Linked DNA regions of Homo sapiens: region 1 is linked to region 2. Evidence: chromatin loops called from intact Hi-C (ENCODE). Cell type or tissue: MCF 10A. All regions are shown on one strand.

Region 1 (8,000 bases), 270 kb after region 2:
GTGGAAGGAAGGAGGGAGGAAAGGAGGGGACAGGAGGGAGTCCGGGAAGGGAAGGGTAGACTTGGAGGCAGAGCTCCCGATGGCCTTGAACCAGCTGACTCCGGTCCCTGGCAGCCTAGGTGGAGTTAGGGAGGCCCAAAGGGAGGCTGGGAAGGGAGGACTGGCTCAGGGGGCTCTGAAGTCCAGAGAATGGCACACACACAGACAGCCAGGACAGACAAGACAAAAGGGACTGTAGGAGAAAGGGAAGGGCAAATGGGAGTCCCTTTCTCATGTAGTGCAGCAGGCGACTCCCCAAAACCCATCTGTCAGAAAACAGATTTTAGCAGTGGGCTGGGGGTGAAGTCTGGGGCCTCACTACCCCATTCCCAAGGGGGAGCCCTCAGGGTGATGCCGGCATCCTTGGAGTAGGATGGGGAGACAGAGAAACAAATGGTGTGGAATGGGACGAGACCATGACCGATGAGGGCCCAAGGAGCCCCCAGCTCACCTCCCACCCACCTCTGGAGCAGCACGCAGGGGCTGCGGAAACGAGGTGGGTGGGTGTTCATGAGGGAGAGAGTGAGCACGCCGCACACCACCACAACATCAGGCCGGGAAACGCACATGAGAGGTAAAGTGTGCAGGAAACGCTGACCACTGAGTGAGCTGAGCACAGAATGTGGGAAGGAGAGAGTGCAAATGTGAGACGAGAGAACATGAGAGTCAGCTGAGCGGAGCGGTATGGACGGGGAGAGGGTGCAGGAGCGTGTGCAAATGGCCTGTGAAGGTGGAGGTGAGTGTGCAAGGCTTTCATGTGAGTGCACAAGGGTGGGGACAGGGACCCGAAGTCACAGATATGTGAGGCCCCCACCTGCAGGAGGGCGAGCAGATAGGATTGCCCGTGGGGCTGGGGAGTGTTCCGGGTGGTGTGCAAGGGGCAGGAGCCAGGAGCCCCTGTGGCCCCAGCTCCCCACAGCTGCCCCACCCTCAGTGGGATGGGGGCTGTGCCGGCCCCTTGGCCTCCTGCTTGGCTGCACCCCAACATTGGGGGCATCACAGATTCACCAGGGGAATCCTGAGAGGAAGAGGGAAAGGGCACAGTCAGGAACCAAGGGGTAGGCCAGAATAGAAGGGGAAGTTCAAGACAAAGAGGGGGAATCAAGGTTAAGAGGGCAGAGTTGTCTTAGACAAGGTGGCATGAGAAAAAACCAAAGAGGGCAGAGTTGGAGTTATGGGCAGCAGAGAATAGGACACAGATCCTGAGAGACTGGGAGAAGGAAGGGTGCCTCCCAGAGAGGAGCTGGTCCAGCCCCCTTGGGAGGGCCAGGGGCTGTGGGAGGCCACGCCTGCCTCCTCACTACCCATCCAGAGGGCACCCCCACCCCAGCTCTGAAGACCTAAGTTGCCTTCCCTCTTTGCCCTCCCATCCCATTGCCCCTGCCCTCACCGGTTCAACTGGAAGGCTGGAGCCCCCTTGGGGTGGGGCATCCCAGGCCGGGGTCCCCCTCGGGGCTCCTCATGGTCAGGGGTGGGGGTAGGTGAGTCCCCGAAGGCCCCCAGCACAGTGACTCCAGCCGGGGACAGGTCTGTCAGTGGCTGCTGGCTCTCCTCCTGCCTCAGGGCACCTTGCTGCCCTGAGGGTCTGCGTCGCTTCTGGCTGCGGTCCCAGCTGGGGTACCAGAGGAAAAGAGGTTCTCTTGCACACTCAAGTAGCCCCCATCCTGGGCCTGCACCAGTGGTCACCCCCAGCCTCGCCCAGTCACTCCCAACATCTTATAGCAGAGAAACTGGCCTTTAACAGTTCTCTCTACTAAATCCCCTGGGACTCTGTGCCCATAAAGCCACTTCCCCTGCCCTCTAGGGGAGCTTGGTAATCTAAACCTCCTTACCCTCCAAACCTGATCCAGATCGACAAAATTAATATCCCCTCCCCACCACCACAATGTCCTCTCCCCTACATGCCCAGAAGAGTCATTTCTGTCTTCAGCAGACAACTGGCAGGTTTAGTTCTAGTTCAAAGCAAGCTGATGACTTGGACACCTGAGTCTAATGATTCTCTCAGTAAAGTGTGAAGGACTGAGTGATCCATTATTAAATGTGTGCAAAGAAAGCTCCAGGTTTTCTTGCTCCCCCCAGGCAACCCTAAGAAGGGCTCTGCAGACTGGGTCAGCTTTCTCTGTCTTGGAGGAAGTAGGGGCAGGGGAGGCTCACCAGGAATGCACAGGAATAATTCCCCTGCCCTCCCTTATCCTTGTATTTCCCTGGGAGACAGAATCTGCCCTGATTTCTCACCGTCTTCCCCCAGCCAAATCCTTAATTATCTTTTCCCAAGGTCTTGCCTTCATCCAGCATTTCCCACCCACCCCCCAGCAAAATTGCTGCCACTGCCCCTCGTGGTTAGAGCCTCGACTGCCAAACATTCCGTCCCCATCCACCAGCACCTTCCTCCTCCCAGCTTACCAGAACTTGAAGATGATGCCAGTGGCCACGAGAACAATGATGATGGAGATGGTAATTGTGACATAGAGCTGGGGGTCCACACCTGATTGGGGTGGGAAGAAAGTTTTAGGGAGCCCCGAGGTGGTAGGAGCCAAGAGGGGCTGGGGGCTGGGCTGTGGGCTCTGTCGGCTGGAGTGGCATTGCTGTGTGGATCCACACTGCCGGCTCTGTCTGCCCCTCTGGAGCCTCACTCTTTATTATCACCAGCATTCCCCTGAGTTTTCAGCTCTTTTCCTCCACTTTCCCAAATGTATTTCACCAAATCTTATGTGTATATGTGATGAGGATGAGGCCCCATGATCAGCGAGAACCTATCACTATGCCTGGAAACTAAGGGGTGGAGATGTCCTAGTCTCTGCCATGGCCCAACTCCCAAACCACAGGCCCTGTTCCTCCATCAGCACTCCCTGAGCCAAGACATCTCCCGGGTAGTGCCCTTCATTCATGGCATTCTCTGCCCAGAATACTCCCACTCTCTTTTCAAGGGCCAGCTCAAATGTCAGTTCTCTGAAGGTGTCCTGATCCCCAAGCAGGAGGAGACTCTCACTTCTCTTTTTTTGTAAATCATGCTGCACATGCCTCTATTAAAGCATTTATTACGATGACTCCTCTCCAAGTCCTTTCATGTCTGTCTGCTCCAGTGGACCTGAACTCCGAGAGGGTGTCTTTATCTCTGCATCCTGTGCCAGTATAGTGCCTGACACATTTGTTGAAGGAGCTAACAGACAAGGCCTCTATTTCTGCCCCTTGGTGTCTTCACCCAGCCTCCCCATCCGTCATATCCCTCCCAGCCTTTCCCACTCACCTTCCCCACGGCCCCCGAACAGGAATGGCCGCAGGGTGGCAGGTGCCTCTCCAAGGATAAGCCCATCTCCATCACCTCGCATGGAGTCTGAGTTGGGGTGTGGGGTTGCGAGCCCATGAGGGGCTGCAAAACCATAGTCCAGAAATCCGGGATTGGCAGAGTTGGGGTCCCCTCCATCCTCTCGAGACACGGTGGGACCCCACACGATAGCCCAGGGGTATTGGGATGAGGGCGGCCCCTCCTCAAAGCCTGATGGGGTGGCTGGGGGTGCAGTGCCAGGCAGGACTTGCCGACGTGATCTTGGGACCCGAGGAGATCGGCTTGGTGGAGGTGCTCGCTCCCACACGCACACATGACGTGGGGCCGAGGGGCCTCCCCTGGCACACGGGGGGCGGGCTGGGGCTGGTGGGGTTCGAGGGGAGGATGAAGAGCCCTGAGCAGGCGGTGGGAGGGGCAGCAACAGCAGTGGCCAGAGAGGGAGGAGGTGGGACAGCAGCAGCGCAGGCCTGCAAGAAGGGAGAGAGCGTGGCTGAGACACAGGCCTACTGTGGGCCTATGTGAGGGAGGGACAGGTTCACACCAGAAACCTCCAGGTTTCCCTGTGAAAGCAGGTGGGCCTTGGGAAGACTCGCCTCATTTCCCATCTTCCAAAGGAGGATGGCCCTCAGGATGGGAAGGCTCTGGATGGGTCTAGGAAGGAAGGAGTCATGGCCCCAGGGAATGTGGTCTCCAGGCTCCCTCTGCTGGGCCAAACTTACCACATCCTGGACTCCATGTCTGAGGTCTTCCTCAGCTGTGACCCAGATTTTCAGCCTTTACTGGGAGAAAAAGGGGGCCGTCACACCCCAGCCCTGCCCTGTGTACTTCCCCAGCTAATTCATCCACCAATTCTACCCGCATCTGCCCTCCCAGGCCACCCAGCTGCCAGCTATGCGGCTGCACCCAGGATTCACTGGTTGTTAGCATCCTTTTGGGGGAAAAACTCCAGCGTGGTTGCCTGACCAGACTCCAGCCCCATCTACAACTTCTCAGGTCCCTGTTACCTCTCCACCCCAGGGTCTACTCTGGCTTCTCTGATTTCCCTTCTTCTCACTTCCTCTGCCCACAGCTCCAGGCTTTTCTTGGATCTTAATTTAGAGCCAAGAACCTTGTGATTCCTTGAGCACCTACCGCTAGGGAGGGAGTCTGAGGGTAGGGGGAGGGATGGGGAAGTCAATCTGAGCAAGCCAGTGAGTGTGTGTACGTGCAGGGGGGCCCTTCCAGCCCTCCCAGCCCTCCCACCCCTCTGGCAGTGCCAGGCATTTGTCTTATGATTAGCCCCAGGAGTCTGCATCTTCAGGAGAAAGGAATGAAGAGCTGGAGGGATGGAAGGAAAGAGACAGAAAGAGAGAGGTGAGTGGGAGAAAAACTACAGAATATAATTTTTGCTCTTAATGTTTAATCATCCAAGTGCATAGGTGCCCTCTGAAGGGAGGTGGAGTCAGGAAGAAACCACCCCCTCAAATGTGGCTCTCCTGGGTAAAGAATCCTGGGAAAATCGGGATGGTTGGTTTTGAAAGAGAAAGGGTGTGTTCTCAGAGCTGAGGGTGGTGGATCCAGGAGGGGCAGGCTCCCCAGAGGGAGTGAAGATAGGATACCCGTTTCCTGTGGATTCTGGGTCTAAATCTGCCCAATGGGCCAGACGCAGTGGCTCACGCCTGTAATCCTAGCACTTTGGGAAGCCAAGGCGGGTGGATCACCTGAGATCAGGAGTTCGAGACTAGCTTGGCCAACATAGTGAAACCCCGTGTCTACTAAAAATACAAAAATTAGCCGGGGGTAGTGGTGGGCGCCTGCAATCCCAGCTATTCAGAGGGCTGAGGCAGAAGAATCCCTTGAACCTGGGAGGCGGAGGTTGCAGTGAGCTGAGATCACACCATTGCACTCCAGTCTGGGCAACAAGAGCGAGACTCCGACTCAAAAAATAAAATAAATAAATCTGCCCATTGAATCTTCCCAGAGAACAACAAGGGAACAAGATGGGAAAGTCACGGGAAGGGCGTGGGGAAGCAGGCAGTGGGAGAGATGGGAAGGGGTGAAGGGCTGGGAGATGGAAGGCTGGTTAAGAGTGAGAGAGGAGAAATGTGAAGAGGAAGCTGGCCTGGAGTGCAGGGTGAGAGAGAGCAGGCAGTCCTGAAAAAGAGAGAACTGGGAAGAGAGGAGGAGAGTGGGTACAGAAGACTCGAACTGTGGAGGATGCCGAAGGGAGGAAAGGATGAGAGAAAAGGTCAGGGAGGGGAAACGGAGAGGATGAAGGGGTCACAGGTGCAGGGGAAGAAGGGGCAGGAGGAGAAGGAGAGAGCGGTCCAGGCAGGACAGCCAGAGGAGTGGAGAGTAAGGGGATGGGAGAAAAGGGGGGAAAGCCCAGGATGGGGAGAAAGGAAGTGGGGAAGGAGAGAACATAAATGCTTAAGGAAAAATGACACGAGGAACGGGCTGGGAAGCAGAGGCGGGAGCAGCAAAGATGGAGGAGTTCGGAATTGCTCCCCCAAATGTAAAGGGATGTGGAGATACCGAAAGACATAGGGATGGGGGCATGGTGGGAAGAAGGGAGAGAGAGGGGAAAGGAAGAAAGCTAGAGGGAGGGAGCGAGGCGTGTAGAGCGAACCAGTGAAGCGGAGAAGGGCTCCCAGGGCGCATCTGTGGCCAGCTGACTCTAGGACTATCGCCCCTCCGCCTGTGCATCCCCACCCCCAGCCAGCGCCAACCCAGTCCCTGGGCCCCGCACAGCTTCAGCCGCCCCCTCCAGGAAGCCCGCAGTCCCCGGGCTGGCGCGCCACCCCCACCCCTCTCCCAGCTTCTCACCGACCTGTTGTGCGCAGGAGACGAGCTGGGGGTGGGGCAGGAGCCTCGGGGTGCGGGAGCCGGGCCCCAGCCCCAGCGTGGCCCCCATCCCACCCATCCCGCAGGCCCGCACTCCCCGCACAGGGCTGGAGAGCGGCGAGAGTGGGGGGAGACGAGGAAAAGGAGGTCGGCGAAGGGACCCCGAGGCAGGGAGTGCCGAGAGCGGACTGGGGACCCGAAGCAGGAGACTGCGCGGAGCCGCCCGCCGAGCCGAGGCGGGATGGAGGCAGCCGCGGGGACGGGGACGGCTGCGCCAGGGAGGGCGGGAGCGAGCCAGGACCGCGGAGGGATGGAGAGCCCTTCGGGGAAGGGGCGCTGGGAGGCTGGAGGCCTTGTCCCGGGCGAGGGACCGCGTCGGGAGGGGCAGGAGGCGCAGGGCGCGGAGCCGGGAAGGGCAGGGCCGGGCTCCCCGCGGGTGGGGGCGTGGGGGTCCCTCTCACTCACCTGCATGCTTGGCGCGGCGGCGCGACGACTGCGGGCGCTCGGGACTGAGCGGGGCTGGGGGGTCGCAGGAGCGGGCGGGGTGCGGGGCATGGTGGGGAGGTTTGGCCCGCGGCAGGGCGCTGGAGCGGGTGGGGGGCGGGCGCCTGGGGCGCGGGGCGGCGGCGGTGGGAGATGCTCGCCTCGGCTCGGCTCGGCTCGGCTCGGCTGGGCTCGGCGCGGCGGCTGGGACCGCTCCGTCTCCGTCTCCGCCTCCCCCCCGCGCCGGAGGCCACGCACGGTTTAACCCTCCTGCTGCCGCGCTGCAGGAGTCAAGCCAGGCTATGTCCCAGGTGGAGGGCTGAAGAGGCTGGCAGGGTCCAGCGACCGTCCGCTTCCCTGGGTTCTGATGGCAGTCTCCCCACCTCCTTCACCCCAACTCCAGGGACACCCATGGTCGCCTCAGTCAGTTTCTGAGATTCTGAGTCACTCAATGCTCTGCATTCCCAACTTTGTTCTTTTGTATTGTGTTTTGTAGAGATGAGGTCTCGCTGTGTTGCCCAGCCCGGTCTCGAACGCCTGGGCTCAAGCGATCCTTCCCGCTCAGCTTCCCGGAGTGCTGGGATTACAGGCGTGAGTCACCACTGCCTGTCCCCCAACTTGGTTTTGCCCGCTGTAGAAAGTGCCTGAGGTCAAGGCTGGGGGCAAGGGGTGGAGGAAAGGACTGGGGAGGAAGGACCTTGCACCATCTTTGGATTATCCCCACAGCTTGATCCCCTATTTCACTCTGGCCCTGCTACCATGCATTAAGTGGATCACGTCGAAATTCCTGGGCTTTTCCAGCACTGGAATACCTAGACTCCGTGCTGTGACTTACAAGACCCTATATAACCTGGCTCTTAGGTGGCTCTCTGATTGCCTTTCCTAAAGATTTCTATGCTTCAGCCACATGGGACCTGGTGGATTTCCTGGTTGGAGACAGGTTTAACCTGCCTCAGGGCCTTTGCACTTGCTGTTCCCTCAGTAATACATTTCCCTGGCTTTTCACAATGACTTACTGTTTTCATTCCAGTCTCACTTAGATCCAACGCCTTCTGGGAGGCCTTCCCTAATGTCTCTATCAAAAGTAGCCTCTCCTGCCCCTTCTCCCACCACCTGGATCCCATCCCTCTCTACCACACTACGCTGTTTTTCCTCAGGGCACTTCCAGGACACCACACTCTCCTCATTTCCCTCCAACCTCACTGACTGTTCTTAGTCTTCCTCGGGTGACCTCTAAATGTTGGAGCCTCCTAGGGCTTAGTCCTTGGCCATTCTCTCTTTCCACATTCTCTGTCCAGTGATCTCATCCGGTCCCAGGGCTTAAATACTATGTAAATGTCAGTGAGTCCTAAATTTATATCCAGAGCGC
Region 2 (8,000 bases):
GAACGCCATCTCTACCAAAAATACAAAAAATTAGCCAGGCGTGGTGGTGCACTTGGTCCCAGCTACTCAGAAGGCTGAAGTGGGAGGATCGCTTGAGCCCAAGAGGCAGAGGATGCAGTGAGCCAAGATCTTGCCACTGCTCTCCAGCCTTGGTGACAGAATGAGACCCCCATCTCAAAAAAAAAAAAAAAAAAGGAATTGTGGTTTCCCCTACATATCTCCTTACCTCATGAGATTATCCTCAATGTATTTTCATCTTTTATTTCTTTTCCTTTTTTTTTTTTTTTTTTTTGAGACAGTCTCACTCTGTTGCCCAGGCTGGAGTGCAGTGGCGCAATCTCGGCTCACTGCAACCTCCGTCTCCCGGGTTCAAGGGATTCTCCTGCCTCAGTCTCCTGAGTAGCTGGGATTACAGGCATGCACCACCACGCCCGGCTAATGTTTGTATTTTTAGTAGAGACGGGGTTTCACCGTGTTGGTCAGGCTGGTCTCCAACTCCTGACCTTGTGATCCGCCTGCCTCGGCCTCCCAAAGTGCTGGGATTACAGGCGTGGGCCACTGCGCCCGGCCCTCTTTTATTTCTTATACAAAGCCCAGTTCCTAACACATAGGAAGTGATTGATAAACTTGTTGAAAGAATGAGGGACAGTTTTCCTCTCTAGCTTTCATGTTGCTTGTCTGAGAATAAAGGAATCAGAACAAGATGCCTGAAGTTCCTGCCAACTCTAAAATACTCTTTTCCAGTATGCATTAAGTAAATATTAGTTAAGTAAATAAGCAATACCCACCAAAAGAAAATCCCTTTAAAGGTGTGTCTTGAAAGAACATGAATCAATTTGTTTGAGTTTTCTTCTAGAAGCAGTTTGGTATGAGTTTTTGGAAGCTCTTAAATGTTTTGCCTTGCCTCTGGAAACTTTCAGAGACCATCTGAGATCAGCCAAAAATAGAGTTTAAGAAGAATTGCTTTAGGAAATCCTTCCAAAGAGTGTCTTGTCTTTCATCTCATTCAGATTCCTCAAATTAGGCAATTTGGAGACAATCTCTGTCTTGAAATTATGTAAATTACCCATCTCTGTTATTTGTCTTTCTCGGATATTTTCAAAAAAGAAACGTCTGTTTCTTGACACAAGGCAACTCTTTACGCATCTTTGAGGCTAACGCTAACGTTACTTCTCTGATGAGAAGAAATTTTACCCTGTGTCCTTTCTTCCTCTCCAGAGAGGCTGTCCTTAAGTGGACATTGTCAACCTCCTCAGAGAGTAGCAATTCTGTTTGAGGGCTTCAAGCCCCTGAGAAACTAATAGGACCAGAGATCTAGAAGTGGAACTTTTACAAACCATATGGGCTCATGCATCCCCAAAGTTCACAAACTCCTTAAAATTCTATTCACAATATCGTATGCATGCGTGCACTATTTTTTTTGTTGTTGTTGTTTGTTTGTTTGTTTGTTTGAGATGGAGTCTTGCTCTGTCGCCCAGGCTGGAGTGCAGTGGTGTGATCTCTGCTCACCGCAACCTCTGCCTCCTGGGTTCAAGCGATTCTCCTGCCTCAGCCTCCCCAGTATCTGGGATTACAGGTGCTTGCCACCATGCCCGGCTTATTTTTGTACTTTTAGTAGAGATGGGTTTTTGCCATGTTGGCCAGGCTGGTCTCGAACTCATGGCCTCAAGTGATCCGCCTGCCTCAGCCTCCCAAAGTGCTGGGATTACAGGTGTGAGCCACCACACCCAGCCTGCATGTGCATTTTCCTTCCCTCCTTCCTTCCTTCCTTCCTTCTTTCTTTCTTTCTTTCTTTCTTTTTTTTGAGATGGAGTCTTACTCTGTCACCCAGGCTGGAGTGCGGTGGCGCGATCTTGACTCACTGCAACCTCTGCCTCCCAGGTTCAAGCGATTCTCCTGTCTCAGCCTCCCGAGTAGCTGGAATCACAGGCGCCTGCCACTACACCTGGCTAATTTTTTTTTTTTTTTTTTTTTTTTTTTTTTTTTTTGAGACGGAGTCTCGCTCTGTCGCTCAGGCTGGAGTGCAGTGGCGTGATCTTGGCTCACTGCAAACTCCGCCTCCCGGGTTCACACCATTCTCCTGCCTCAGCCTCCCGAGTAGCTGGGACTATAGGCGCCCGCCACCACGCCCAGCTAATTTTTAATAGAGACAAGATTTCACCATGTTGGCCAGACTGGTCTTGAACTCCTGACCTCAGGTAATCCACTCACCTTGGCCTCCCAAAGTGCTGGGAATACAGGCGTGAGCCACCGCACCCAGCCACAGGAGCTTTTATGTTCAGATCATAACCAGGCGTGGTGGCTCACTCATGTAACCCTAGAACTTTGGGAGGCTGAAGTGGGAAGATTGCTTGAGGCCAGGGGAGTTGGAACCAGCATGGGCAACATAGCAAGACTCTGTCCCTATTTTAATTTTTTAATTTTATTTATTTATTTATTTATTTATTTTGAGACAGATTCTTGCTCTGTTGCCCATGCTGGAGTGCAATGCCATGATCTCAGCTCACTGCAACCTCTGCCTCCCGGGTTTAAGCGATTCTCCTGCCTCAGCCTGCCAAGTAGCTGGGATTACAGGCACGTGCCAACGCATCCAGCTAATTTTTGTATTTTTAGTAGAGACAGGTTTCACCATGTTGACCAGGATGGTCTCGATCTCCTGACCTCGTGATCCGCATGCCTCGGCCTCCCAAAGTGCTGGGATTACAGGTGTGAGCCACCGCACCCGGCCCCTATTTTAATTTTAAAAAGAAAACAAGATCAGGTCATACTTTGGTGCATTCTTTTTTTCTTTCTTTCTTTTTTTTTTTATTTGAGATGGAGTCTCGCTCTATCACCCAAGCTGGAGTGCAGTGCTGCAATCTCGGCTCACTGCAACCTCTGCCTTCCGGGTTCAAGCGATTCTCCTGCCTCAGCCTCCCGAGTAGCTGGGACTATAGGCACTTGCCACCATGCCCAGCTAATTTTTGTATTTTTAGTAAAGATGGGGTTTCACCATGTTGGCTAGGATGGTCTCAATCTCTTGACCTCGTGATCCGCCAGCCTCAGCCTCCCAAAGTATTGGGATTACAGGCGTGAGCCACCACGCCCAGCCTTTGGTATATTCTTTTAGGTTATGTTAAAGATAGATTCTTCAAGTCACAGATAGGAGTACTTGGGATCACCCCTCTGCCCCCACCAGTGGCCCTCCCTTAGGGGGTTCCTCAAATTCTTTGAACTTGCTGAAACCCAGCCTGCTGTGCTGACACAAGAGAAGCCCTGGGAGGATACCCGACGCCTGGCACCTCTGCCCTTATGTCCCTTTTTTTTCTGTTAGAATCCCATTTTGTTTTCTTTTTATAGATGTAGGGAGTACAGTGCAGTTTTGTTACATGGATATATTGAGTAGTGGTGGAGTCTGGGCTTTTAGTATAACCACGATCCGAATAGTGTACATTGTACCCATTGGGAAATTTCTCATCCCTCACCCACCTCCCACCCTCCCACCTTTCCAAATCTCCAATGTCTACTATTGCACTCTCTGTGTCCATGTGCACACATTATTTAGCTCCCACTTATAAATGAGAACATGCAGTATTTGACTCTGTCTCTGAATTATTTCACTTAAGGTAATGGCCTCTAAGGGTTCCATCCACATTGCTGCAAAAGATGTAATTTCATTCTTTTTAATGGCTGAGTAGTATTCCATGGTATAAATATGCCACATTTTCTTTATACAATCATCCATTGGTGGGCCCCTAGGTTGATTCCATATCCCTGCTCTTGTAAACAGTGCTGCGATAAACGTATCTTCAAAATAACAGCCTTGAAGCCCTAATTGGGCTCCTGAGAGGGCCACGTGAGACAGTGTGAAGAGCGAAATCACTATTCTGCCACAAGAGGGCACCCAAAGCCCAGACAGATGGGACGACGCGCTTCCTGCCTCCATTGGAATCAAGCGCATGACTGGATAGCAGAGGCTCCTTGGGCAGGGAGCCACAGCTTGAAGGTCCCAGTTATGCAACTGGCCCCAAGGCCCTTCTACCCCTTCCCCAGGGGACTTCACCAGCTCCTTTTAGGACAGAGTTTGTGTATGGTTCTTGCTGGCTTCAGTCCCTCCCGTAGAGGTGACCCTGAGTAGCTGGGATTACAGGTGCCAGCATATGCACCTGTAATCCCTCCTCCCTGGGGAAAATCTCTGCCCTGGATGGGTAAGATCCTGACCCTGCGTGAACGTGGCATGCGCTTCTGTTCTCCACTCCCTGGAGTTCCTCCTGAGGCCGTGCAGGATCCTGTCCAGTGCTCACAGGCATGAGCATGACTTCAGGGTTGTGAGCAGAGCCCTGCAGAGGTATGCATATGGCTATGGAGTGGTGACCTACTCGGACAGAAAGAATAAGGAAAGGATCCAGTAGCCAGGCCAAAAGGAAGAGGCACCAAGAAGGGCTGCAGCTTGAGGGTGGAGATTCCAGACTTCCAGATACTCTAGTGGGGGTACGATTTGGACCCAGGAGGCAGGTTGCAAATCTAAACCCATCAGAAGCATATGGACTCTTCTTTTGATTAGTTGTCAATGCGAAAAAATTTTTTTAATTTTTAAAAAGGGTATAGACTTAGACAAACTCAGAACTATTAAATTTATAATGTAGTTTGAAACATTTAAGGGAACATTGTACTAAACTGAGAACTATATAGATGTACGCAGGCCCAAGTCTGGCTTCCTAGCCTCAAATCTGGCAAATAAATAAGGTTAGCCTTCCTGAGACGGTAATCACAGATCACGGTCATACACTGCCCACTTGAGTAAAACCGTTCCCCTTGGGGACGAGTGTTCTTTTAACCCCAAGAAGGTTTGGAATCAATCTTTATGATGGCTTTTACCCTCTCAACTTAGCTAAGACGAAACCATATTTCTTGGAAATTAATCCCTGTATGGTTCTGGGTGAGGGTTGGCCACAAGAGAAATGTAAGATTTGAGAGGTAGGAAAACAGAATAGGAGCGGCCGTCGTGCTCTGAGGCCAGCATGGGGTGACAGTCATCTGCTGGCTCACCTTGTCTGCACGGATGGCAGCCAGACTGGCAGCTCTTCCAGCTCCCGTCAGATCGCCTCCTTCAGCTTCTCTAATTCTTGGCCACACAAGTGCAACTCCGTGGCAAGGAGTGCTAGGTCCTTCTGCAGACACCCATACCATCGGGGTGGGTGGTGGTGAGGCACAGACGCAGGCTCCGGATGGCCTTTGCCCTGCCCCCACTTCACATCCAGTGCTTCTCCCAACTGACCCATAGTGACCTCAGGTCCACCACAGATACGGAGGCCTCCAAAGACTCCTTCCCCAGCTGCCATGATTGATTAAGGTCTAATCTCTAAAATAAGTTCCTTATTCCATAACACTCATAGTGGTTTTGACTCTCTGGTCAAACCTTAACTGATAAAAATCAAAAGTGATGAAGCAAATCAAACTCATGCTAAGTTTCAAACAGGTTTTAACCACTGCATGCATTTGGTACTTAAAGTTTTTGTAATGCTTAAAAGAATCTGACATATATTAATACTTAAATAGGAAATGCATGAAACTACAGAAAAAAAAATTAAAAAAATTTTAAACAATTTGACATAGAAGTATTATAGATTAGCCTCATTATTATATTAATATTTAAAATGTATAATTGCCGGGCATGGTGGCTCATGCCTGTAATCCTAGCACTTTGGAAGACTGAGGCGGGCAGATCGCTTTGAGCCCAGGAGTTCAAGACCAGCCTGGACAACCTGGTGAAACCCTGTCCCTAGTAAAAATGCAAAAACTAGCTGGGCTTCATGGCGTGCGCCTGTAGTTCCAGCTACTCGGGAGGCTGAGGTGGGAGGACTGCTTGAGGCGAGGAGTTCGAGGCTACAGTGAGCCGTGATCACACCACTACACTCTAGCCTGGGCAACAGAGCCAGACCCTGTCTCACAAAACAAAAGAAACAAACAAACCACACAAACTTGCAACATCCTGCTTCTTGCAGCTCTCCCCATCCGGCCCACCCCATTCCTTTGGCGTGAAAATATGATGGGGTCTCCTCAGCCCTAGAAGCACCCACACCGTTCAACCTAAAGCTCCCACTGACTAGCTGAGCTCTCATAAAGGTGAGATTTGTCGCATACGCCTCCCATACACCTCTTCCTAGTAGATTTCTTCACTCTTTCCCTTCCATTCTGAGCACGGCCCCACTTAAGGAACTCTCAGCTCTCATGTTGCCCTATCCCAGTCAAGAAGGAAGTTGCTGGTGATCAAGTCATACTCCAGTGAACACTGACTGGCACCTCTTCTGCATCAAGTCCTAGCAGGGCATTCACCCGAGTTACCAAACATGGCTGCTCACACCCGCCCTCCGAGGCCAGCATCTGCATCCCCATGTGACAGTGGAAACAAACCCACGGAGCCTGAGCAACTGGGCAGCCAGCAAGTGACTGAGCAGAGAGACGGCCTTGGACGCAGGCCAAGCAGCACAGATTTACTCGAATCATCCTCCGCTCCTTCAGATTTTCACCAGCTGATTGATCCTTGGACTTCCCCCCCAGGCTTCTCTGACATCACCAGCCACCAGGACCCTGCCTATGCCTGTGGCCTGCAACATTCCTCTATGCACATCAAAGTAGGGAGCATCAGGCCGGGTGCGGTGGCTCACACCTGTAATCCTAGCACAATGAAAGACCGAGGTGGGCAGATAACTTGAGACCAGGAGTTCAAGACCAGCCTGGCCAACACGGCGAAACCCCATCTCTACTAAAAATACAAAACAATTAAGCAGGGATGATGGTGTGTGCCTGGGGTCCCAGCTACTTGGGAGGCTGAGGCATGAGAATTGTTTGAACCCGAACCCAAGGCTGAGGCAGAAGTTGCAGTGAGCCAAGATCGCGCCACTGCACTCCAGCCTGGGTGAGAGAACTCCAGCCTGGGTGACAGAGGGAGGCTCCATCTCCCAAAAAACAAAACAAAACAAACAAACAAAAAAAACAAGTAGACAGCATCAATTCTGGCCAACTTATGGGTAAAAGAGAAGGCTGCCACAGCCCTTGCCCTTTGGGAGTGCCTGTCCCTTCAGTAGCTGCCCCAAAAATCCTGCAGAAGAGAAGGGTCAGAGGAAGCACCTGTAATAAAGGGTGAGGCCCCACCAACCCACTCTCTTCCTCTCCTCTCCTAGCCGAGGGAGCCATCAGAGGCAAAGGGAGTGTGGGAAAGATTAGTCAGACATGTTTCCCTTTGTGTCACAGAGTCAAACTCTCCATCCGTGACTTCAGAAAAGTCACAAGAGAGCCCCAGCAACGGCCCACAGGGTGTCATAGCAACACGCCTACACCTCAAGGTGCCACCTTCCAACTCTGGAGAAAACAACTGCCTTCTTCAAATGTCAACTGCTACATGGGCAAAGAGCAACTTGAAAATGAAATTCGGGGCTGGGCGCAGTGGCTCACACCTGTAATCATTTTGAGAGTCCAAGGCGGGTGGATCACTTGAGCCCAGGAGTTCCAGACCAGCCTGGGCAACATGGCAAAACCACATGTCTTCAAAAAAATACAAAAAGTAGACAGGCATGATGGCATGCACCTGTAGTCCCAGCTACTCGGGAGGCTGAAGTGGGAGGATCACTTGAACCCGGGAAGTGCAGGCTGCAGTGAGCCGAGGTTGCACCACTGCACTCCCCACTCAGTCTGGGTGACAGAGCGAGACACTGTCTAAAAAAAAAAAAAGAAGAAGAAAAAAAGAAAGAAAGAAAATGAAATTGAAATTAGGGGCCGGGCACAGTGGCTCATGCTTGTAATCCTAGCACTTTGGGAGGCCGAGGCAGGCGGGATCACCTGAGGTCAGGAGTTTGAGACCAGCCTAACCATGATGGTAAAACCCAGTCTCTACTAAAAACACAAAATTAGCTGGGCATGTGTGGCGCATGCCTGTAATCCCAGCTATTCAGGAGGCTGAGGCAGGAGAATCACTTGAACCCAGGAGGTGGAGATTGCAATGAGCCGAGACTGCGCCATTG

The links. A loop is a pair of places that touch in the nucleus more often than their neighbours do. Peaks named below come from ENCODE experiments on the same cell type or tissue, not always from the same donor. Only the 100,000 strongest peaks of a DNase experiment are listed, where the experiment ranks them.
Region 1: a loop joins it to region 2, with 17 times the contacts of the local background. A loop is called at or near these places in 5 of 110 quality-filtered maps.

What each region holds. Positions count from the first base shown.
Region 1 is chr12:6,694,001-6,702,000 of GRCh38, forward strand. PIANP (PILR alpha associated neural protein) reads right to left here and starts at 6,815. Exons shown (of 5, transcript NM_001244014.2): 1 at 6,614-6,815; 2 at 4,045-4,104; 3 at 3,287-3,792; 4 at 2,443-2,524; 5 at 1-1,651. The coding sequence starts at 4,061. The coding sequence ends at 1,426. RefSeq lists enhancers at 2,782-2,891, 5,595-6,096. In MCF 10A, a CTCF peak has its summit at 4,004 (motif pointing left); a DNase peak (open chromatin) is centred at 4,011.
Region 2 is chr12:6,419,844-6,427,843 of GRCh38, forward strand. No RefSeq gene overlaps it. Among named protein-coding and RNA genes, the nearest start is that of CD27, 21 kb to the right of the region's middle. RefSeq lists enhancers at 3,624-3,673, 6,985-7,094, 7,135-7,374. In MCF 10A, a CTCF peak has its summit at 3,875 (motif pointing right); a DNase peak (open chromatin) is centred at 3,888.